Regions from separate parts of the Mus musculus genome. Here all the other regions are linked to region 2. Evidence: chromatin loops called from intact Hi-C (ENCODE). Cell type or tissue: heart. All regions are shown on one strand.

What was found. A loop is a pair of places that touch in the nucleus more often than their neighbours do. Peaks named below come from ENCODE experiments on the same cell type or tissue, not always from the same donor. Only the 100,000 strongest peaks of a DNase experiment are listed, where the experiment ranks them.
Region 1: a loop joins it to region 2, with 2.2 times the contacts of the local background. A loop is called at or near these places in 2 of 42 quality-filtered maps.
Region 3: a loop joins it to region 2, with 2.4 times the contacts of the local background. A loop is called at or near these places in 9 of 42 quality-filtered maps.

Annotation. Positions count from the first base shown.
Region 1 is chr11:95,254,569-95,262,568 of GRCm38, forward strand. Tac4 (tachykinin 4) reads left to right here and starts at 6,961. Exons shown (of 4, transcript NM_053093.2): 1 at 6,961-7,251. The coding sequence starts at 7,132. Gm11515 (a long non-coding RNA gene) reads right to left here and starts at 5,395. Exons shown (of 3, transcript XR_388972.1): 1 at 4,871-5,395. In heart, a CTCF peak has its summit at 4,068 (motif pointing right); DNase peaks (open chromatin) are centred at 1,362, 4,123, 4,823 and 7,013; H3K4me3 peaks cover 1,705 bases; H3K27ac peaks cover 1,639 bases; H3K27me3 peaks cover 1,384 bases.
Region 2 is chr11:95,361,810-95,369,809 of GRCm38, forward strand. Fam117a (family with sequence similarity 117, member A) reads left to right here. Exons shown (of 8, transcript NM_172543.4): 2 at 2,190-2,359. Among named protein-coding and RNA genes, the nearest start is that of Slc35b1, 19 kb to the right of the region's middle. In heart, a CTCF peak has its summit at 4,915; DNase peaks (open chromatin) are centred at 2,782, 3,982, 4,822, 5,362 and 2 weaker places.
Region 3 is chr11:95,305,430-95,313,429 of GRCm38, forward strand. It overlaps Kat7 (K(lysine) acetyltransferase 7), which reads right to left and starts at 4,817. Exons shown (of 15, transcript NM_001195003.1): 1 at 4,606-4,817; 2 at 620-767. The coding sequence starts at 4,620. Gm11520 (predicted gene 11520) reads left to right here and starts at 4,987. Exons shown (of 3, transcript NR_155298.1): 1 at 4,987-5,024. In heart, a CTCF peak has its summit at 396 (motif pointing left); DNase peaks (open chromatin) are centred at 4,302 and 4,872; H3K4me3 peaks cover 2,699 bases; H3K27ac peaks cover 2,568 bases.

The DNA of each region.
Region 1 (8,000 bases), 110 kb before region 2:
CATGTCTCAACACTATCCTTGCCCACCAGCCCCTGGGCACTGGAGACTCACTGACTCCTGCAGAATTCAGCATGGTCATCCCCCTGCCTCAGGGCTAACTACCTCTCCAGCTGGTTAGTGAGGTAACTGACACTCCCTTAAGTCTCATCCCGCCCACCCCCCTGCTCGGTGCTGGGGATTGAACCCATGGCCTCAGGCATGCCAGGCAAGCAGCACTCGACCCCAGCCGCAGTTGAAACACTCCTCCAAGGTTCTCAGACTTCCACTGCGGTCTCTTTCCCAGAATTTACTCATTGCACAAGGCACACCGAAGTGTGCAAAACCAGAGCCACACCCCAGGTTAAAACACCAGAACTTGGGCTGGTGGAATGACTCTGCCTGTAGCCAACTGTAACAACCTGAGTTCAACCCCTGGGGTTCACGGGATGGAGGGAGAGAATGAACTCCCTCGGTTGTCCCCTGACCACACACATGGGCATGTCCCTACCTCATAAACAAAACACATAGACAAACAAACAACAAACAAATGCATGTAAAAATTTAAAGAACAAAAACCAACCCTTTACAGAGAGAAATGAAGGCACCCTGTGTCTCCCCCGGTCCCAGATCTGTCTCTTTCCTGCTCCCCTTCCCATACATCAACTGCTTCCCAGACTGAACCCCAATTCTGCAAAGTGTTTGACACTGTCCTGGCATCTGCATGTATCCGTTTATAAATGGACATGTTTTTCGTGTTACTAAGCGGATGGGATCACCTTATAGACAGCCTACTATATGCTTAGTCTTTTTTTTCCCTCCTAATTGCTGGATGTTCTCCAATCGACCCACTTCGCTGGGTTGTAGTACCCCACACTCTTCATCTCTAGTCTGTTCATTCACATTTCTCTGGGTGTTGTCCCCTGATCCCCATGCACATGTTCTTCACAGAGGTCAGAGGTCAGCCTCAGGCATCAGCTCTTGCCTTTCACCCCGTTTGAGGCAGGGGCATGCCAGGCTATCCATCTTCAAACCTCCCTCGTAAGTCTCCTGTCTACCCTTAGGACGGTGGGACTACAGACTCATGCTATCCCACGTGGCTTTTATGTGGGTTCTTGGGTTTTTGCTCAGGTCCTCACACTGAGCCATCTCCCCAGACATTTTGAGGGTTCTTGGTGTTCTCTAACAGCTCCAGCACCACCCTTGCTCCTTGAGCCCAGTGCCTCCTCCTGGGCAGTCCAGGCATCTCAGCGCCACACTGTCCAGAAGCGCACCCAGGCATCCTTACTCCTTGAGCCATATTTCCCCATCATCATCCCAGTGCCTCCCACTTCCTGTCCTCCAGACCTCAGACCCAGGACACCCTTGGCTGTCACTGAGCTCAGCCCACGTTTCTCTAGATCAGGACTGGCCTCACCCAGCCCCACCCCAGGTCATCCTGGGACTATTCCAGCGACTTATCCTGACCTCACCCCATACACATGAACATTCTCAGGACGAAACTCCACTACCCCTGCTGAAGAGCCATGGCCCAGGCAAGCCCCAGATCCTTGTTCGTGAACTTTTTTTTTTTTTTTTAAATGATGCTCAGCTGGGCAGAATAGAGCATACTCATAGTTGTAGCACTAGTGCGACAGAAACAGAAGGATTCAAAATTCAAGGCCAGCCTGGCCAGGCAGTGGTGGTGCACGCCTTTAATCCCAGCACTCAGGAGGCAGAGGCCAGCAGATTTCTGAGGCCAGCCTGGTCTACATGGTGAGTTCCAGGAAGGGCCAACCTGGGCTACAGAGTGAGACTGTCTCAAAGACTGCTCCTCCAAGGGACGATGATTGGATTCCAAGCACTCGATGGTGATTCACAGCCTCTTTAACTCCAGTCCCAGGATATCTGATGTCTGCTCTGGCCACCATGTGCACCAGACATACAAGTGTTGCATAAAGATGTAGACAAAAACACCCATACACGTAAAATAAAATATATTTTTAAAAAGTTTTAAAAGATAAAGATTGAGACGGGCGTGGTGGCGCACACCTTTAATCCCAGCACTCGGGAGGCAGAGGCAGGTGGATTTCTGAGTTCGAGGCCAGCCTGGTCTACAAAAGTGAGTTCCAGGACAGCCAGGGCTATACAGAGAAACCCTGTCTCGAAAACAACAACAACAACAAAAAGATAAAGATTGACATTACGTAGTCCTTGAAGGCTGAGTGGAGACGGGGTATGAAATAACCCTTGGCTGTCTGTATCTTCAGGGTCAGAACGGAGGAACAGGGATCAGGCCCACGTGAAATGGCAGAGCCTAGGTCCCAGCTCCAGTCCTGCTAGGCCCAGGGAACTCAGGACATCTTGATGTCTAGAGTCACCTCTGCTTCGATCCTAAGTGCTTGGACATCAGAAATGGAGTTTTCTCCCAACCCCAAGCTGTCCTCATCTGCCCCAAGCTACCCACACTGGCCTCATGTTCACCACAGACAATAGAAGGATTGGGCAGATCTAGGACTGGGACCAGGGGCATCTCCTCATCTCCAGTTGCCCTCTCTAGTTTGGGTGGCTTAGATGTCCAAGGTCATGGTCAGGGATAGCAGGACAAAGTATGTCCTCTAAGGCTAGCCCAGGTGCCCCTTGAGACCGGCCATCCTGATTCCCCCCTCCTAGGCACTGTTTCCATGCTAGAGCCTTTTGAGAGCAGCAAGCTGTTTTGCAGACGGCGGGAACTGGAGGGAGGCTCTATTCCGCAGACCAGGGGCAACGCATTATCAACATTTTCAATTAGCAGTTCACTCCACCGCAGCACTCAGACCAGGCTCCAGGAAGAGAAGACTGGTTTTAAACAGAGCTTCTCTCCCCTCACTAATGGGGTCAGACCCGAGGGTTTACTGTTTGCAGGCGCTGGGAGAAGTGAGCACTTCAGAAAGGCTCCTCTGTTCCCCTGGAGGCAAGGGGCAGTTCTAGAACCCAGAACTCCTAACATCCCATCTTCACCACCCTTCCTGTGCCCACCCTTTAAGATCCAGGATGCTGAATTTTGTCTAAGGAAGACACTCCATACAGGGAGACCCAGTCTGATGGCAGGCACCTAGCTGCCATATTTTAAGAAGCAACTGAATGGTGAAACATCAGGGAATGCCCCATGACTTTCCTTAATCTGGGCTTTCCCAGGGAATGTAGATGGATGTTGTCGTTTAATTATATTATTAACAGCAATAATTGCTGCCATTTATTATATGCTGACAGCGAGCTAAACAAACGCTGCACAAAAATTCTCGTGTTATCTTCTTACTCCCTACAAGTGTGCTCTCTCTCGAGCGTGCTCTCTCTCTCTCTCTCCCCCCCTCTCTGTCTCTGTCTCTGTCTCTCCTACAGCAAGGGAAGTTTAGTGATGGGGCCATAATTTGAACCTCCACACTCTGCAGACACAGTGGAGACAAAACACCCATACACGTAAAATAAAAGGTTAATAGAACAAAACAAAACAAACGAACGCCAAAACCCAAACAACAGTAACAATAACACCAAATCCTGATTTGCTAGCAGTAGATATGGCAACACTTTCAGGAAATTTAATCTGGACCCTGCCAGAGATATGGGAAACCAGGGCTAGAGGCCAACAGCCTAACAGGCTAAAGATGCCAAGAACATGAGAGATTTGGGTTCAGTAGTGGAAATGTGGGTAAATATCTGTCCACCCCAACTCTGACTGTAAGGACCAGTGAGGATAGAGATGGAGCCTTTTGCCCAGTGTGCCTGCTCTTCTGTAGATGCCCTGCTATGTCAAAGTAGACGTTCAATAAATTCATGGCCAATGAGGGGGAACAGTAAGGTGAGAGAAAGAGGGGGGAAGGGGAGAGGGAGGATGGGGGAAGGAAAGGGGAGAGAATGAATGAATATATATGTCCAAGCTATTGCAATGGAGGGGTCCAAGCACGGGGTTTTTATTTGTTGCTCCAGGTCTGGGCTCTCGGGTGACCTGAGCCACTTTACTCCCCCGCCACTGGAAGGAACCTACTGTTCTTCTATGCAAAGAACAGAACATCATCAGAACCCTGCACCCCGGTCCCAACTCGCGGGCACGCGGCGCTCTGGGAGGGGCGATGAGTCGGTCAAAAGCTTCCACGTGGGGGCGCTGGTAGGACGGAAGCAGGGTCCAGCGGCGTCCCTAGATCAGTCCTTAACATCTGGCCTTCTTCCGCAAGTGTCTCCACGGGGCAGCCAAGACCTCTCACCCGAGCCCCTCCCAGCCCCGTCATCGCTTCCCCCCTCCTCCCCCCATTCCGTTTCCTTGATCTAGGAGGTGAACGAAACAAGAGCCGAATGCAGACCCAGGTTCGAATCCCGACTCTGCCACCCGTGGCGCCTGGCCTCCGGGAGCCGGCCTCTAAAGGGCCCACGACCCCCTCCTCTGGCCGAGTGGGTGCGCGGAAGCGTCGGCTTCCTGCCCGCAGCTCGCCCGCGGCATCTAGTGTTTCCCTTTTCTCCCTCGGCTTTTTCTTTTTTCATCCCTGTCCGCTTGCATCTTTTTCTTCTCGGCTCCGCAATCCTGGCCAAACCGCAGCCTTTAGCAATCCTTCGCGCCCACCCGGCGCCCAGGGAGCCTCTCCGCTGCCGCGACCCGCCCCGCGGCCAGAGCGCCGCCCGGGACCCGGGCCGCCCACGTGCAGTTGTTCCGGAGCTCAATCTGCCCTCCTGAGTCGGTGAGGGTTGCTGCCGGCCTCAGCCGATAGAGGGCGCTGCCCCGGTTCGGCCAGTCGGGGGCACTGCTCGGCTCGACCGCTGGAGGGCGCTGCTCGCCCGATCGTGCCCGACTGCGCTAGTACCGAAGTCCCATCCTGCCGGGGCCCCGCCTACCCCCGGGTCCGACCTCAACCGGAATCTGCCACCCACCCTGCGTTTCCCTTACCCTACGAGGACAGAGCGGTCTGTCCTCCGGTGGCCTTGTCATCCATCTGGCTTCGGCGTCCCAGTCCACCCGCCTCAACATTGCAGCGAAGGGGACTCGCCGGCTAGGGCCTCGCCCGCCCGGGTGGCCGAGGGCACCGGGCGGGGCTGCGATCCCGGTCGTCCGGCCTTCCAGCCTCAGCCTGACCGCAAACCGAGGGCGATGCTGCAAATAGCCGCGGTTTCCAGCTGGTGCCCCGCCTCCCTCTTGGTCTTCCGGACCTTTGGGGTTTTCTCTCTCTTCTTCCCTCCACCCTCTCATCTGCCCAGTGCCTCCCCGCTGTGTCCACACAGTGCGCCCACCACATCCTGACCCATGCACTGTGGTTCCTTCACCGGCGAGGTGGAGAACCTCGAGACCAATGCCGAGGCTCGGGCGTCTGCTGTGCCTGTGAACGATTTACGCAGTCATTCATGAACTGCTTGCACCGTAGCAAGTTTGCAGACAGGGAAACTGAGGCTCAGAAACTCCTCACAGGGGCTGGAGAGATGGCTCAGCAGTTAGGAACACCATCTGCTCTTCCAGAGGTCCTGAGTTCAATTCCCAGGAACCACACGGTGGCTCACAACCATCTGTAATGGGATTCGATGCCCTCTTCTGGTGTGTCTGAAGACAGAGTACCCACATACTTGAGAGAGAGGAGAGAGAGAGAGAGGAAGTCTGGGGGCTTCTCTGGGTTCCTCTCCTTTTCTCAAACTTCCTCAAACACATCTCTTTAAAGTCAGGTGCCATCAAGAAAAATATACACCAGGGTGGGTGTAATTCAAGAGAGTCAGGGCAGAGTGTGGAGGTCCAAATTATGGCCCCATCACTAAACTTCCCTCCTGTAGCGGAGAGAGGAGAGAGGAGGAGAGACTCCTCACAGACTAAAGTTAATCTATCTGTGCCTATGGTGGGAAGGCTACCTCCTATTCCAGAGCCCATGCTGGGATCCTCAGGCTAGCCTATAGCGAGTCTGACCTGCCTGTTTGCACATCTGTAAAAGATGTTCAGCCTGGCCTGAACCAGGGAATCTGCATTTTAGCATGTCCTAGTATTCTGAAACAACCCCTATTGCAGCGCACCACAGGTTTCTGGCGTTGAGGTTAGACACAGTGTCTTCTTCATCTTCCCATCCAGTCCCAATAATAGTAATAATAACAATAGTTAGCCAGACAAGCATGGGGACACTAGCCTAGCACTTGGGAGACAGGTAAATCTCTGAGTTCCAGGCCAGCCTTGTCTACAAAGCAAGTTCCTGGACAGCCATGACTACACAGAGAAACTCTTATCTCAAGAAAAAAAATAACATTAACAATAGTTAATGGACATTAAATATAGACATCCCACTCTGTGCTGAATGTCCCATGTGCACTATCTTATTTGTCCCCAGCCTTTGGTCCTAGGGCATAGAGGGGTTAAGTAATAGCCAGAGGATCACATAGCTATTCAACGATGATGCTACAGTTGACAGGATGGATGAACGGATGGCCAGGCCGAGAGGGAGGAGCTGAACAGAGAATGAGTTTGTAGTTTGTAGAAGAGTGTGATATGGAAGCACACAGGCTACAAGCAGAAGGGACAAGTGTGGTTCCGTGTTAGAAGGCCACGGAAAAAGTGGAAAATCACTGTGGGTCAGTAGCTGACATTGGGGTTCGGAAGCCATTTTTCTGGCAAATCTCATTTTCCACTTGTAAGAAGCCTCGTTTTTGTTTTTTTTTTAGGGCTGGCACTTTCCAGGGCAGGCAGTGTGTTCTCAGCACTGATGGAGAGAGAGGATGGGAAGAGTACAGAGAAAGAAGAGATGGGGTGGGAGTGGCCGATCAGCAGTGACAGACAGGAAGTGCAGGAAGGAAGCACCATACCGCCCTCTCTCTTCCCATGGGGGTTGTCATCCCTGGCAAGCTGTAACCTCCAGGTCCCACATACTGTGCCATTGTGCACCTGTCACAGGAGGGAACTCTGCCAAAGGGAAGGCTGGTATTGCATCAGTGTTAAGCCTTGGGATCAAATGTTGGGGTGGCAATGGGGAGGTCTAGGCTCCTGATGTCACTGGCTCTATCAGCCAAGGAGAGAGGCTGTCCCATGAAGCAGTGCAAAGGTGGGGTGAGGCATAGGAAGGAAGCAGAGAGTCTAGGACACATCTCAGCCACATACAAGTGGCCCCGTGGGGACCGGAGCCTGCTGGAGGAGGTGGCATCAGGCTGAGTGGGGCTCCCTGGACAGAGAGGCACCTGCTCACCATGTTGCCTCTCCTTGCCCTGCTTCTCCTGATCGGGCCATCAGTGTGCACTACAGCAGGAGACAGAGAGGAACTGGCTTTTGGTGCAGAGGCAGAGTCCTGGGTGACCGTGAACCTGAAGGTACCTTTCTGAGATGGTGACCCATGATGGAAGGCTGGGAGATTCCTTCTAAGGCAGCCAGGATAGCAGAGTGCATTCTCCTAAGCACTTTAATGGCAAGACAGACTGGCCAACTCTGCTGGATGGGGAGGGTCAAGCCTTGATCTGTCCAACTACCAGGGGAGCGTTTGGCTTATACACGTGAGAGCAACAATGTGTGCTGTATAGATGGAAACATTTAGTTAGCACCTACTGTGTTCCTGGTACTGTCCTAACTGCCTTATGAAAAGTAGCCTATTTCAACCTCATGGGGAAAATGTCATTGCTATCCCATTTCACAGATAAGAAAACCGAGGTACAGAGAGGTCACAGAGCTTCTTTAAAGTGAATTGCCTCAAAAGCACAGCTTCTACTTTAGCTAGGTTCTGGTTCTATGTATATTTGAATTGGAGATTGTTTTCCAGAATTTCTTTTCAAGTGACCAACTGGAACAGGATTGCTATTTTGCCTCATACAAGGAACTAACTGCCTTTGCCTCCTGACAAACACTGGTGTTTGACAATGGTAGCGTCTACCACCCTCCTGCATACTGTTACTGGGAAGAAACAGTTTTTAAGGAATTATTTATTTTATGTATATGAATACACTGTTGCTGTCTTCAGACACACCAGAAGATCCCATTATAGGTGGTTGTGAGCTACTATGTGATTGCTGGAAATTGAACTCAGGACCTCTGGAAGAGCAGTCAGTGCTCTTAACCACTAAGCCAT
Region 2 (8,000 bases):
AGGAATGGTTAAACAAATCACTGTTTGATATCATAAATTCTTTAAAATGGCAAATATGTAGATCATTGATACTTTGAATTGGGATTTTGTAATATATAAAACAATGCAAAATATATTTTATAATTTATATTGATTAGGAGCCTGTCAAAACATATGTAAGTATCTAAATTAATTTGAAGAATTTCACATTATTGGTATCTTTTTTTTAAAAAGCTGGTTAACATAAATAATGTAAAATTCACTGCCAGGTAACAGTAGTGCACACCTTTAGTCTCAGCACTTGAGAGGCAGAGGCAGGTAGATTTCTGTGACTTCCAGGACAGCCAGGGCTACACAGAGAAGCCCTGTCTTAAAAAATAAAACAACCCACCGAGCAGTGGTGGCTCATGCTTTTAATCCTAGCACTTGGGAGGCAGATTTCTGAATTTGAGGCTAGCCTGGTCTACGGAGTGAGTTCTAGAACAGACAGGGCTACACAGAGAAACCCTGTCTCAAAAAATCAAAAACAAACAAACAAAAAAGAAACAAACAACAAAAGCAAAACAACAGCAAAATTACCATTTTAAGCATCTTAAGTTTACAATTCCATGGCATAAGTACATTTATAGTGTAGCCATCAGACTATCATTTCTGGAATGTTTTACCATCCCAGAGGTAACCATCGATTAACAGAACCCCCCATCCCCTTCCTTCTGTGCTCATGGTCACCTTAGTCGTCCTTGGCCCTATGGATTTGGCTATTCCAGATGTCTCATGAAGGTGGACTCCTATGACATTTGCTGTCTGTCTGTATCTGGACTATTTCACCCTGTGCCACCAGGTTGCCTTCAATTTATGGCTATTATAATTGATGCTACTGTGATCATACATATATAAATAACTTTTCAAATCTCTGCTTTCAGAGGTGTTTTTCTTTTTTTCTTTTCTTTTTTTTTTTTTTTTTTTTTTGAGGGGAGTCTTTACCTAGAATTGGAATTTCTGGACCCGAAGGGAATTTTATGTTTAATTTTTTGGGGAACTGCCAATCTTTCTGTGTCTTTTTAATGTAAACCTCTTCAAGTCTATTTATACCTACAGTTCCCAGTTCCTTCTGCTATGCTGAATATACACATAAATCACAAGGGATTACTACAGATGTGAAGGCAGTTTGTCTGTTTAAAGGAGAGTCTTTATAGATCCTCAGATAGTGGAGTGTTTGAACAGGGACATAGAAAACAGAGTCAACTCAGACCCCTGAGACTTCCAGATGATCCCAGAACTCTTATGTTTTAAAAAGAGTTTCAACTTTTAATTTCTCCCAGAAATCTTAAGCCAACATAAAATAAAATGAATGCATTTATAATTGCCCCTTCTTGTGTTTTGTTTTTTGCCATTCAGATAAAAGTCAGAGAAGGGGTTGGGAAAGGCCCGCAGACTTGGCTGCTGTCTTCTGCTGCACGCCTTGGCTTAGAGCTTTGAGGCTCTTTCTGGGCCAGTGCCCTAGCTCTCCTGGAGCTGCCTGGGCTGGAGGAAGTAGTAAGGACCCTTCATGCTGGGCCTGGTGGTACACACCCGAAATCCCAGTTTGGGAGACAGGCAGAGGATTGAATTCAGGATGGGCCTGGGCTACACAGCCCATTCAAGGCCATCCTGGGCAATATGGCAAGATCCTATCTCAAAAACATAGCGCTGTGGAATACAGTCCTTGTTTGGCCTATGTAAGGATCTGGGTCCAGTCTTTAACACCATAAAAAGAAGAAAAGAATGTTTTTTAATTAATTGAGCCATTTGTGCAGCAAAGAAGATTCAAAATGGATGCAGGAGGAGGGAAGGAGGGCAGAAAATGTAAAAAGGGAAGAAGGCTTGTGTTTTATGAACATGGAGTTCCCTCCGAGGCTAGGAAACAGTTCCTCCAGGGAGTCTCTCGGAGTGGACACCTGGGAGTGCTGGGCTCAGAGTACCCTAGAGCAGGAACAAAGGACATCGTAAGGGACCTCTGTGTCCACTGTGAAGTGGTCAGAAGGGATCCAGTGAGGACGTGAAGTCAGGGTTGCTGGTCAGACAGGATGGGCCTTTGCTGTTGTGAATTCTTTCAGGAAGGTGGGAAGACATGGCAGGCAGATGAGGTATCCTGGAAGAGAGGAGGCTGGTTGCCATGACTCCTTCCTCCATGCTGATGGCAAGGCCTTGCGGGCTGTGCTCTCTTTCAGCCAGCGTTCCATGTTCGGTGGCCCCAGAAAAGTCGGTGTGTAGGCCTCAGCCACCCCAGGTCCGGCGTACGTTCTCCCTGGACACCATCCTCAGTTCCTACCTTCTGGGCCAGTGGCCACGAGATGCCGATGGGGCCTTCACCTGCTGTACCAATGACAAGGCCACCCAGGTAATGGGATCAGGGGGGTGGGAGGGCTGGCTGAGGCCACTGGTGACTTCTGTCACAAAAGTGACTTGACCTGGGTTTTGGGTGTACATAAAAGCTTTTCTTCTTCTACTGTTTACCAGGGTTTTTCCATCTTTGTTTTCTTTTGTAAACATAGGTGAAAATGAGTTTGCATTCCACCTGGTGGAAAAGAGACGTCAAGCTGGGGCTTACAGTTTGGATTTCAGGGTTTACATGTGGAGAATCTGCAGCTGGCTTTTAAGTTTGGGACTTTTAAAATGAGATTTGCCCTCCTGAAGTTAAACTAAGGCCAACATTTGGTCCAGTTTGCATTCCCCAGGCATTCGAGGAAGTGGCCAAAGAGGCGCTGAGCCAGGGTCGACCCCATTGGATCAGTAGGTGTAGGGCATTCTCGTGAAGAGCTACACCTTGCCAGCAGCCAGGCCAGAGCTGCTCCAGGGCATCCGAGTCCTGCACAGCCCAGCTTTCTCTCCTGTGTTTTCATGAACAGTCCTGCCCTTGGAAGGGATCTCCACAGACCATCCAGCCCATGTGTCCATCTTTTGGATAAGATTTGTTAACTTGAGCAAAAAAGTCAATCTCATCTGGAAATTACCCAAAGAAGTTTCTTAGTCTGACCTAGGATTTCAGTCTTCTTAGCATTTAAGTTTGGTAAGAGCCAGGCTCCCTTTGGGGGCAGCTTAAGCTGAGTCCTCTTCAACTTGCAGGGAAGAACACCTAGCTTGGCCCAGCCCTTCATTCTGGGTAACAGGACAAGAAGGGGTGAGGCAGCTCTTCCTTTGCTGTGTAGAGTGTATCCAGTCTGCCCCCATCCATGTTGCATGACAGCCGGGTCGTATGGACCCCCATGCTCCATGCAGCTCGCTCTGCCTCCTCAGCTCATCCCACCAGCTCCTTTCTTTTTATGAGATCCACTTTCAAATGTGTCTAATGAACATTTGAACACCCTCTCCTTTCCAATGGTTACAAGATTTGGTTTCTTTGAGCCTGGTTTCCAGTTGCCTGAAGGCCCGAGAACAGACAACCAAGGGATGTCATGGGGCTGATGTCTGGCAAAGTCTAGAGGAGCAAGAGTCTTCCAGAAATGCCCCTTGTTGTATCAAAAAGAATTGAAACAAGGTTAAAGCAGTAAGGTGATATCAATGGCCAGTCCTCTGTAGAAGTGCAGGAAGGAGGTGAAGGGGAGCAGGCGCTCTCCGGGAGCCTGCACTGGTCTCCCTTTATCCTTAGATAAGGAGACAGGGGCATGCTTCATCCCTCGTGAGCCTGGCAGTACACACTCCTTTCTCTATGGCTCAGGCCAGATAATGTAGTAAATCACGGAGGGCTTCCTGCAGGGGTGGACCTTGATGTTGCTTCAAGTAGGTGGATGCATGAGCATCTTGCTTTGCTAGACATCAGGCAGCGTATCCCTACCTCGGTCATTTCCTGTTTGCCAGCCTCTGTCCAGTGGCTGTCCTATTTCTCATGGAGCTTTCTCTCTGTCACCCCAGGCAGGGCTGGCCTCAGACATTCTCTGGCCAAGTTGGAGTGGCCTGGGTTCTGAGCTGCGTGTTTTTGCTTCGGCTTCCAGCTGCAGGCCAGATCTTTTATATAACAAGTCTGGGCTCCTTGCCACAGCGAGACAGAGGTCAGCGATGTGCCTCCATGGGTCTGGCAAGGCCCAGCCCTCGAGCTTTCCTCTTTCCCGGGATGGGCTCCAGCCCTCGCTCGAGGAACTCTTAGCAACCTGTCAATATTGTGGCTGCAGGCAAGAGGTGGGAGGATTCTGATCGGTGTAAGCATCCAACCCCAAGTATGTGCTCTGCCCATCTCCCAGGCCTGCTCTTCAGGGAAGTTTCTGCTCCTAGGCTTGGGTTCCACTCAAATTACTGCTTGAGGCTCCTGTGCCTGGTACAAGCTGCCACATTTAGCACTGGCATTACACTGTGAAAGCTTTAGGCTCAACTGCCATCTCCCCAGAAGGCCTTGTGCATCCCTTCTGAACAGCGAGAGATCACCCAGGAGGATGGATGAAATTTTCAGGAAATGTGGAGAAGGGAAAGGGGAGTGGGGAATCTAGATCTATTAAGGTCTTTGAAAGCATGCCTCTGTGTGTGTGTGTATGTGTGTGTGTGTGTCCGTCCGTCTGTCTGTCTGTCTGTCTGGTTGGTTTGCTTGTTGGGTTGTAATGCTGGAGATAGATAGAGCTTAGGGCTTCAGGCAGGCAAGGCAAGTGCTTGTGCTCTGCCACTGAGCTACATCCTGAGTTCATTAAAAGCCTTTCAGCTGTTAGGAGTGGATGGATGCCAGACCTTTCCCAGTCGCTTTGAGCAAGCCAGCTATTCCTACCCTGCCCCTCACTCGCACCCTTTCTCTCTAGCCATAGCAGTGAAACATTCCGTGGTCTGCTTCATCCAGCCTAATGGCAGGTACTTGTTACTGTTCTCCTGGGTGCCTAACCTCCCTGTGTTAGAGGCTATGCCATTGCTGACACTCCCAGGAATGTGCTTTTCAGTTACAGCTGAGGCTAAGCAGCTCTTTCCCAGAACCTCCCCTAGAGGGCTTTGCTCCTTCCAAGCCAGTGTCAGAGCTAGGCCTCAGACCCAGAGCACCTGCCTTTAGAGAGCTGGGCGTGCTGTGTGCTCCAGGCCTGTTAGTGCATAGGGCAGAAGAGATTGAAGAGTGCTCAGCACTTGGGTCTATGGCAATGCTATGATCCCAGGATCCCCTTCCTGGCCATGTTCCATGTTTTCAGTCAAGTACAAGTCAATGTTCAGACAACCGTAGACTGAGTAGGAGCAAGGCTCCTCACATATGAGGGAAGAGGAACAAAAACAGCTATTCTGGAAAGGAGGAAGGGGTGTAACCGGGACACCTGGGGAGGGGCCACGGCTTCGATGCTTGTATCTTTTTCAATGTTGGGGATGGAACCCAGGGCCTGCACATGCTAGCCAGATGCTGTACTTCTGAGCTAGACTTCCAGCTGGCTTGCTTTGAGCCAAGAGGGCCAATGTGAAAGGTGTGAACAGGTGTTTCCAGCAGTGGCTTCCTGAGACAGGGCCAGCGAGAGCTAGGGAGTCACTCCCCCCAGCACCACTTCCTGTGGCATCTCCATCTTCTGCAGGAAGTCCTGTGTCTGAGAGAAGTTTTTCAGAATTGTCTCAGTTTATTTGAGTGTGTTTTCTCTTCTGTGGCCCACCCTTCCTCCAGGCCATCTGGGAACCCAGAGCTGGCCACCAAGTGCTTTAAGTTGGCCTCTCCTAGTGGCTGTGCCCTGGCCAGGGCTCGTGATGGCAGCACATGCCAGTGGCTGTGGTTACCTCTATCCCTTCTTACTGGGCAAAGTATATGAGCCTTGTACTCTTCTGGAGGGAGGAAGTGGGCTTCCCACAGCCGGGATGACTGTTTGAGCAAAGTTCCCCAGCTGGTGGCATCCTTCCCACAGAAGGGACCTCGGGTACCTCCCCTGCCTGGCTCCACTCACACTCGCTTCTTTCCATCCCCATTTCTGCTTAATTGTGGGGAAACCTCTGTGATCCCCACTCCTGCTCCCATTTACCTCTGACTTTTCTTTAGTCTTAAGTTCTTACCAGACGTCATCAGGGAGCATCCCAAAGGCCGGAGGCTGAGCAGCCTCCTGGCTGGAGAGGACTTCCTTTCTGTCTTTCCTGCATCAGGGGCAGGGGTCCTGCCTTTCCCTGAGCTGCTGCCTCAGTGTTCCCTGATGGCACATGACCCAGTGTGACCGTCACAGACCTTTAAAAAATTGTTTTGTTTTTTGTTTGTTTTTGTTTTTGTGGGCATAAGGGCTTGGGCACAGAGCCTGTTTTCCAAACTAGTGTCCAAGACCAGTGGGTCAGTGCATGGTTTGACAATACAACAAATACTTAAATGTGGCCATGATGGAAAATCTGAGGGTTATCCAGTCACTGCTAAGGTAGAAATGGCAGCTTTGGCCACCTGCAGCCATAGTTCTGGTGCTGGCCAGTGGTGCTGGCCTCCGAGCCTTTTTGTTTGGTCAAAGTCCTAATGGACTGGCTTCCTTCTGAACTGAGCTCAGCACCTGCCCTCTGACATATATATATATATATATATATATATATATATATATATATCCCCAGTCAGGTCCTGGGCTGCTCTTTACTTCTGACAGGTACAGTGTGGGTATGTTCCCAGGCCCCAGCCCGGCTCTGCGCATGGAGCATGCCCAGGAGCCAAGGTTACTGGAGACACTGAGGGCCTGGACTCTTCCCCTCCTGGTCATGACCTCCAGGTAGAAACTTAGCTGGGTTGGAGACCAAGAAAGCCATCCCAGTGTGGAGGGCCCATCCTCCTTGCTTTGGCTGCTCTGTTGGCTCTGTGGGAAGCTGTCTTCCTCTTCCATGCCCATCTATCCCTCCACATGCTGCCCTGGAATCTTATAATCCCTGGCAAGACAATCGTCCTCTACCCATGCATGCACGGTTTTGTACAGCAGCTGCAGACCTGCCGCTCACTCATGGTTAGTAATCTTACCCCACCCTCCCTCGCTCCCTTAGCCAGGGTGTGGAGAAAGTCCATTCTAGTGCATGAGTCCCCTGACAAGCATGGACTTTTGGTCCCCTATGCCCAGACTCTCCTCCACACGAAGGGGCGTCTAGCATGACTATTTACACTGCTGCCCCACAGCTTGGCCTGACTCTATCCTGGTGACCTCCTTGAAGTAGATCTTAGCTGTGACTTTACTGTTCCCCAAGGAGACCATGACCAAGGCCTTTGTAGTGAGGCTCAGAAAGGAGGATCCTGAGCAATCTGGGGTACATTTCCCCCACTTGACATATCCACTGCAGCTAGAAAGGCAGAAAGCTGGACCTTTGTACCTGCCCGGCTTGACAGTACTCACACCAGCCTGTAAACAGCTTTCAGTAGTGGTTGGCTTCTCTTAGCTCATAGCACCTTGCTCTAGCCTCTGCTTTAGTGGTCACATGGCTTTATCCTCTGTATGCACCGGCTCCTTCAGCCTCTCTCTCACAAGAACACTCTGGCAAGGCAGGGATTGGCAGTAAGGCTCGCCCATCGTAGAAGGGAGAGAGATGAGTTTGTCTGGGTTGAGGGATGGGGTGATGATTTCCATGGGCAGGTGGTGGATGCTGAGATAAAGTGATGGCGTCAGCATCACATGTACAGAGAGTACGCAGTAGTTTGTAGGAAGATGTTGCTCAGGAGAGGTCGGAAATGGATTAGGAAAGGAGATGATACCAACTCCTATGGTTTCCTCATCTTTCTTCCACTCCTGTACCAGTCTACATCTCCCTGTACTCCTTCACAGCTCCTAGGAGGAGGTAGCTGAGACACATGTAGAGGTGTTAGTAGCCAGTTGCAACCTGACCCAGCATCCTTCTTGTCTTTCACCACCCACTTGTGAGCCCGGTATCTTCAGTGGTGAGGAGGGAACATCATCCTCTTAGGTTTTGCCATCTCTCCTCTGTGGTCTTTGCTCCTTTTCCAGAGGTGACAGAGATGTGTAGGACTCAACTCTACTGGCAGCACTGGTGATCTGCAAGCTTGGTCTAGGCACATGAGCAGAGGAGGACATGCGTGTTACTGCAGAGTCCTAGTAGCTGATGGGGAGATAGGCTATGTTCTCCCTGTCAGCTGGTGT
Region 3 (8,000 bases), 56 kb before region 2:
ACAGTCTTCAAGACACCTGCATCTCACATTTATATAAGCCACTGCCTATAAAAGAACATCTGACAGAAACCACTTTGAAGACCGAGTATTTCAGCAGCTGCCTTACACTTTGACCATTCTACCACCTATACCAATGGTTTTCAACCTGTGGGTCTCAACCCCTTTGTAGGTAGGGTATTAAATGATCCTTTCACAGGGGCCAAATGTCAGGTATCCTGCGTATCAGATATTTACAGTATGATGCATAACCTTAGTAAAGCTATGGTTATGAAGTAACAACGATTATTTAATGGGGGGCTGGAGAGACAGCTGCTCTTCCAGAGGTCTCAGCACCCACATGGTGGCTCATAACCATCGATAATGAGATCTAGCGCCCTCTTCTGGCCTGCAGGCACACACACAGACAGGTGCTGTACGCACAATAAATCTTTAAAAAATAATAATTTAAAGGAGGGGGGTCACGAAAACATGAAGAATTGTACTAAAGGGTCGCAGTGTTAGGAGGGCTGAGAACCACTGCTCTCCATCAAGCTCAGGAGCAGTATCCCTATGAACCAGCACAACAGAATGACACCACTGTCCACTGTGAAGAAGTCAGGGGAAAGGAAAACATGTTTACCTTGGGAACTCTGGCTTAGCCTGGCTGAGGAGCGGGTGACTCGGGCAGATCGGCGCGAGGTGCCATCACTCTCTGAACTGTCTGTATGCTCGAGATCTGTAGAAAAATCGGAATCTTCGGTTCCATCTGAACTACTGCCTGCATTTCTCTGCAATACCATAGATCCAGACATTAGCACAAAAGCATTTACTACAGTTTTCTATTAGCACTGGAAGTAAAATGAACCATGATGCTGAAGTACCAAGTTCCAACATAAGGAAGGACTCCACCACCAGCCAGCCTTTCCCCTCCCTGCTGTGCAGAGGCGCTGCCCTTCCTTTCAGACATGCTAGTGGAATGACCTACAACCAAACCACCTGTACTCAGCAGACCGAGAAGAGAAGTAATTCTTCGTGTATTATCACTAATTCTGAAACAATCTGGACTGAATCACTAGAAATTGGAAATAAAAGCACCCAACCCAACAACAAAACACCCAAATCAAAATGGTCTGGCTAGTCAAGAAAAAAATAAAAAGGACAAACGAAAGAAAAAGCACAGTCCAGTGGCTGACAGCACAGGCCGCTCCGGCAAAGGACCCTAGTTCATTTGCCAGCACTTGCCCACTTGGTAGTTCACAACTGAAGTCTGTAACTCCCGCTCCAGAGGGAGCCAAATACCTCCAGCCTCCGCAGGCACCTGTTCTCACACATCCCTACACACATCCAGATAATTAAAATAGTACAACTAAACCTTAAAAAAAAAAAAGGAAAAGAAAAAGTCCAAGATGGCATATAAAATGTTATTGCTAGGCCTCACTGAACTTTGGGGTAAATTTTATTCAAATTCTCCATCAACAAAAATTATATTATATATTATAATATAATAAAAATTATATTAGCTGGGCATGGTGGTGTATGCCATTAATCCTAGGAGTAAGAAGATCTCTGTGAGTCCAGGGCAGCCTGGTCTACATAACAGAGTTCCAGGACAGCCAGAGCTACAGAGAAACCCTGACCGGGGTCATTTCAAAGTATGTTCTTGGGGCTGGAGAGATGGTTTGGTGGTTAAGAGCATTTGCTGCTCTTCCAGAGGACCTGGGTTCAATTCCCAACATCCATGGCAGCTTACAACTACCTGGAGCTCCAGTTCTAGGAGCTCTTTTTTTTTTTTTTAAGATTTATTTATTATTATATGTAAGTACACTGTAGCTGTCTTCAGACACACCAGAAGAGGGAGTCAGATCTTGTTACGGATGGTTGTAAGCCACCATGTGGTTGCTGGGATTTGAACTCTGGACCTTCGGAAGAGCAGTCGGGTGCTCTTACCCACTGAAAGAAATTAACCAAAAAAAAGATACAAATTATTTTCTTAACCATCAGTCCTCAAAGTTTCTCCACATGGATGTTATAAGTGCTGCTGGAAAGGAATTTATACTAAAAACTAAATAGGTATTCAAACCGGGCTTTTTAAAAATTAGATTTATTTTACTGTATGTGTGAAAGTTTTGCCTGTATATTGATCTCATACACGCCCTCGGAGGTCAAGGGAGGTTGTCCAGTCACCTGGGACTGGAGTCATAAGCGGTTGTGAGGCTTGAAACAAGGTGCTTGGAACCCAGTCCTCTACAAGAGCAATGAGTACTCTGACCAGCTGAACAATCCCTGCAGCCCCACGTGTCAGGTTCTCAGAAAAACGCATGCCACACCCTAGCCATAACTCTCGGCCTCTGGAAGGGTGATGAGCCATGAAGATTACTTTACCTAGTAAGCACTGACACGTGCTCTTTTCTAAGCTGGACAAAGAGTACTTGCTGAAATCACTACAACTCCTCAAACTCAGTCCTACTATCTTTGGCAGGAAAAGGGAGTGGGACAGACGAAGGACTGAACTCAGGGCTTCCCGGCAGTAACCACACCCCACTGAGCTATAGCTTAGTCCCAGGCCCCAACGCTTTATTCAAAGAATAAGCTCCCTGGGGCCAAGTATGTTTGGAGTTACTAGATTCTTACAGAGGACACATATATCCTGTGATTAACAACCCACACTAAAAACATTAATATTTTCTAGCAAACAGAAATTTAGTATCACACTACATGAGGCATATAAAAAAACTAAATAACCTAAGGATAGATTAGGACAGATTGGCCATCAACCAAGTTACCAACATATTTACATTTGGGTTTTGTTGGTTTTGAGATAGGTTCTTGCTATTTAGCTCAGGCTGGCCTGGAATTTATTATATAACCCAGGTTTGCCTTAAGCTCAAGATGAGCCTCCTGCCTCAGCCTCCAGGATGCCAGAACTACAGGTGTGTATCACTATACCCAGCAAGAACTTACATTTTCTTCTTCTTTTTGAGTCAGGACACCCCAGCATATCAGCCATGTGTACCTCAAACTATAGAGATCCACCTCCCAAGTGCTGGAATTAAAGGCTTGTACCATAACATCCAGGAAGAATTTACATTCTCCACTTTTACATTTGGAAACTGCTAAAAGGAGACTAGATCATTCCAACAAACCAGTAGGTCTGTCTCTTGTATTTGGTATGCCTGGATATAAATACTACCTGTCGAGCTGATGAGATGGCTCAGCAGGTTAAGAGCACTGACTGCTCTACCGAGGGTTCTGAGTTCAAATCCCAGCAACCACATGGTGGCTCACAAACACCTGTGCCCTCTTCTGGTGCGTCTAAACTCAGCTACAATGTACTCATGTATAATAATAAATAAATCTTTGGGCCTGAGTGAGCAGAGGTCCTAAAAATTCAATTCCCAACAACCACATGAAGGCTCACAACCATCTGTACAGCTACAGTGTACTCACATACATAAAATACATAAATTAATCTTTTAAAAAAATACTACCTGTCAACTCTGGTCATTGCAAGAGACATTAATGTAAATATTTAACTTGGAAAGCTTCCATGAAGAGTGATCTCTGCAGAAATATGAATACCAACCGTCTATCCATCCAAATATTTCATTCAAAAATCTGACCACAAGTAAATAGAGGCACAGAATGTCACTAAAAGGCAAACTTTAGGGTCATCTCAGCCAAAGACCCTGACACCCGTCCATGACCTATCAATTCTGCCTGGCTTAACCCTGAAAATCAGCTCTTTACTTATTTCCCACGTTAACGGCTTTCTTACAGTGTATACAATTTCAAGCAGAGACTGTATGAACTATGGTTCTTTGTGTTCTTCTCTCAACAGCGATAACCCTTTAAGCCAGTGATCACGCATACTTTTCGAATTCCTAGCAACTAGCACGTAACACTGCTCTTTGCATTTTACGACTGAACATATGGGGCAAATGTCATACAGTTCAACAAACATTTACTGACCAGGAAATGTCAAACTGAACAAATAGGTGGAAGACGGTGACTGAGACGCAACAGGCCTGCGAGCTATCCCTTGGGGGTGGGCGCTGGCTTTCTAACCACCCATCCTCGGCTTTGTTGTAATCCCCCCACCAGGAAAGGAAAGTGGTCTTCCCAACTCGCCTTTACAACACCTATCGCCATCTCTATCCGGAAGGGCGGGGCGTTGGTCGCCCCAATCCAGGCCTTGCTAAGCCGCACCCGCCACAAGAACAGACTGCAAAGCTGGGCCAATAAAGAGAAGGGAGAGCATTCGCCACAGCCAGTCGGAGAGCACCGGGGCCAGACCGAGACACCGCCCACGCACGCGGGGAGGTGACCGTTGGGCCCAAACAGGCGGCGTCACCATCCAATCAATACGCTTCTAGACATTTCCGCGACCAATTAACAAGAACGCCTCCGATCCGGGCAAGCAGAGGGCGGGAATAGTTACAGGCATAGGCCGAGGCCAGGGTCGGGCCCACATTTTTCTGTCTGGTACCGAGAGGAGACAGAGTAGCTAGGCTAGGTTCGGGGGACCAGAAAGTTGGAACCCAAGCACGACGAGGCGTGGCCAACCGCGTCACGTTACTCAATCGACTCCCCTTAGAAACCCGCCATCCCTTCTCTGCCATTTCTCACCTTCCTTCGCGGCATTGCCGGCGGCTGCAGCCCGACGGTTCCGATTCGGGCGGCGGCAGCACCAGCAGGAACGGGGGCTCCGGCGGGCTCCGTGGCGGCCTCTGTAGCTGTCCCAAACCCTGCGGACGATCCCAAGTGCCTCCTACCTCTCAGCGTCTAGAGCCTTCTGCGCAAGCGCCGCGGGCTGGAAGCGCCTATTCCTTAACTTCCGGCTGAGGCTTGCGTCACCTGACCTTTAGGCCAGTGAGGATCATGGGAAGCTCGAAACTCTTAGTGAGGCCAGTCAGCGCCATTTTGGAATTGGGCAGGAGACGGCACCAGTGGTGAAACCTTCGGCTAGACCTTTTTAGTTAGGTAGGCGGCATTCGTGTGGGATTAGGTAGCCATGATTGTTTGGGGCAGAAGTCTGGCAGTTGAAGGTAACCGTTTTCATCTTTACATTGGGCAAACTCTTCCTTCCTCGTCGTTTTAATTTGTGGCGTGGAGGGAGGAAAACCCCAGAATCCATCAGGTTGTCGATCTTTAACTCTTTCATTTCCTAGTCGGCCGAAGGACGTTTCCGTTCATTCTGTAAACTCCGAACTGGCAAGAGATATTTTGCCCAAGGAACTGCTGTAAGAGCTATTCCGTGTTCCGGAGTGGTGTGAATGGGGCTTGAATAAAGGATTGACAGGGTCGTTGTCGGTCTTGAAGTGGGGTAGAGTGTTCTCTTTATGCCTTGTCCTTGCGTTAAGAGAACAAGAAGTAAGTTATGAGATGATGCAGAGCCATTCTCAGGATGCCGGAGCGCCAAAGAATTTCCAGTTTATCTCTGTTGTGAAACGCCCCCGGCTTATCAGTGCTCTGCTTTGGTTTGAGATCTTTGGGTGGCCCGGAGAGGGGCGGAGGACGTGGTTTGAATGTGAGGGTGCTGTACCAAAAGTCGGAGAAGTGTTGAACCTCATTCAGCCCGTGTGACCTCTGTAGCACAAATGCAAGAGCCAAGAACTGAGTGGAGAGAGAAATAGTATTTTGAAAGACACTAGAAAGGGAGTGGGTATTCAAGTAATAATAAAAGGCCATAAGAAGAAGAAATTAAGACTAGAAGAAAGAGCTATACGAAAAGTCTGGAACCAGGTGGGGGGGTGGGGGTGGGGGTGCATGCTTTTTGAAGCAGGCAGATCCAAATCATGAGCTTACGGCCAGCCTGGTCTACATGGCCAGTTCCAGGCTAGATCCTGTCTCGAAAAAGAAAAGTCTGGAAAGTGGTTTGTAGGCCTTGAAGTTTTAGCCTCAGAGGACTTGAAAGAACCAAGGTGAACCAAGAGTGACTTGCTGGAATCAAAGCAACCTCAGTAATTACCAAGATAGAATTCTGGTTCCAGATTTGTGTGTGTGTGTGTGTGTGAGCTGAGCACGCACTCATGACCAGGTGAGTGCTCAGAGGACAACTTTGGGGAATAGATTCCTAACTTCCACCTTTGTGGTGTCTCTGGGATCAAACTCGGGTCATCCAGCTTGCTGAAAGAGCAAGTGCTTTTATCCCCTGAACCCCCACAGGCCCCTATCAGAATTTCCATTTGAGGCTGGCTAACCTGGAGAGAGGCTTTAAGAACAGAATACAAACCTGATTGACATGCTAAACAGAGGACTCTTCGGAGTTAAAAAAATTCCAGACCCTTAGCCCACATTCCCTGGGGCTGGGGGTGGGGAATAGCTTAAGCCATTGTTGACGCCATTAGCATTCGGTATTTTGCTTTTAGTACTTAGTATAAATACCTTTTAACAATCTTTGTGAGTTGATTTGCACATAAAAACTTGCTTGAAAAGGGCTCAGATATTTTCCTTTGTATTATTTTAGCTCTCTCGTGTTTAATCCATTCTATCACTGTTCTTTTCACGTAAGGATATGTTCCTGGGGCTACTCTGGAATGTTCTAACTCCCTAACTAGTGCTAACAGCCTCTTATATTTGAATAATATCCTTTTAAGTTGGCTTGTGGTGACACACATCTGTACTCCCAGTCCTTGAATCAAAAGCTTGATTCAGTTTAAGGTTTTCAGCTACATGGTTCTAGGTCAGCCTAGACCGGATTCATCTTCCAACCCCCTGTAATTTCTTTTCTGTCTTCAGAAAGACTTTCCTGATTTACTGTTTGTAAGGTAATAAAACATGGTGACATTATTTTTCAGAAACTACTGCATATTTTCAAACGTTGGTAGATATGTCCCCCCTCCATTTCCCAGCCAATAGGAACACAGTCCCTACTCCTCATTATCAGCTTCACTAGAATTGAGTACAAGGCTTTGATGTCAGATGCAGATCAGCTCTGTCTTTTTTTTTTTCTCTCTGTGTTGCTCTTGGATGGGTTTTTTTTTTTTAAGATTTATTTACTAATATATGTAAGTACACTGTAGCTGTCTTCAGACAACTCCAGAAGAGGGAGTCAGATCTTGTTGCGGATGGTTGTGAGCCACCATGTGGTTGCCGGGATTTGAACTCTGGACCTTCGGAAGAGCAGTCGGGTGCTCTTACCCACTGAGCCATCTCACCAGCCCCCTTGGATGGGTTTTTAAATTGACCTAAGTTTCTCATCTTAAAGTGTTTGTGCTAATGACCAGCTGACTAAGTGGTTGGAAAGAATAAAAGAAATGAGTGTTTTGAAAGACTCAGCAAGTTCCTGAGATAGAGTAAGTGCTTGATGTATGGCTCTTTGTTTGTTTGCAGTCTCTCTAATCATGACTATAGCATCCTACTGTTTGGTATTTTCCTGTGGTGTCAGTGGTCACTTCTATCTATTTAGCTCACTTCAGCTTTAGAAACCTAGCAATTACACAGACATCATGTTATACCAAGATGGAGAAAACAGCATCTTCCCTCAGTGGAGCTATGAGTTTGAGTTGTTCTCAAATGCTATGGACTACTAAAAAAAAAAAAAAAAATAGAAGGACAGAAGGATCCACCGGGACAGAGAGGCAGGCGGAGCATTTCGTCTGAAAAGTAGGAAAAAGATGAAAGGTGAATGAAAAATTTAATAGGATGACAGAAACCAGGGGCTTTCCATGCAAAGAGTACAGCATGTTGAGAAGCTGAGGTGTGGAGCAAGCGTCCTGTCTGGGGTAACTGACTTGGCAAGGGGGAGTGAAATGGTTGCCAAAATGGTGCTGGGAACCAGTTCCTGCAGAGCCTTCTGTACCTGGGTTGGGAGACTGGACTGGAGGGGCTAGGCTGGTACTGAAGTACTTTAAGCAGAGACATTCCGTGATCAGACTTGCAGTTTAGAGATTTACTTCTGGCAGCTTTTAGAGGAGGGATCAGAGAAGCAGGGAAGCCCAAAGTAGTTTAGTTCAAATGCTGCTGCAATCTGCGCCCAAGACGAGGGCTAACTAAAGCAGACTGGGATGGCGGGGACAGTC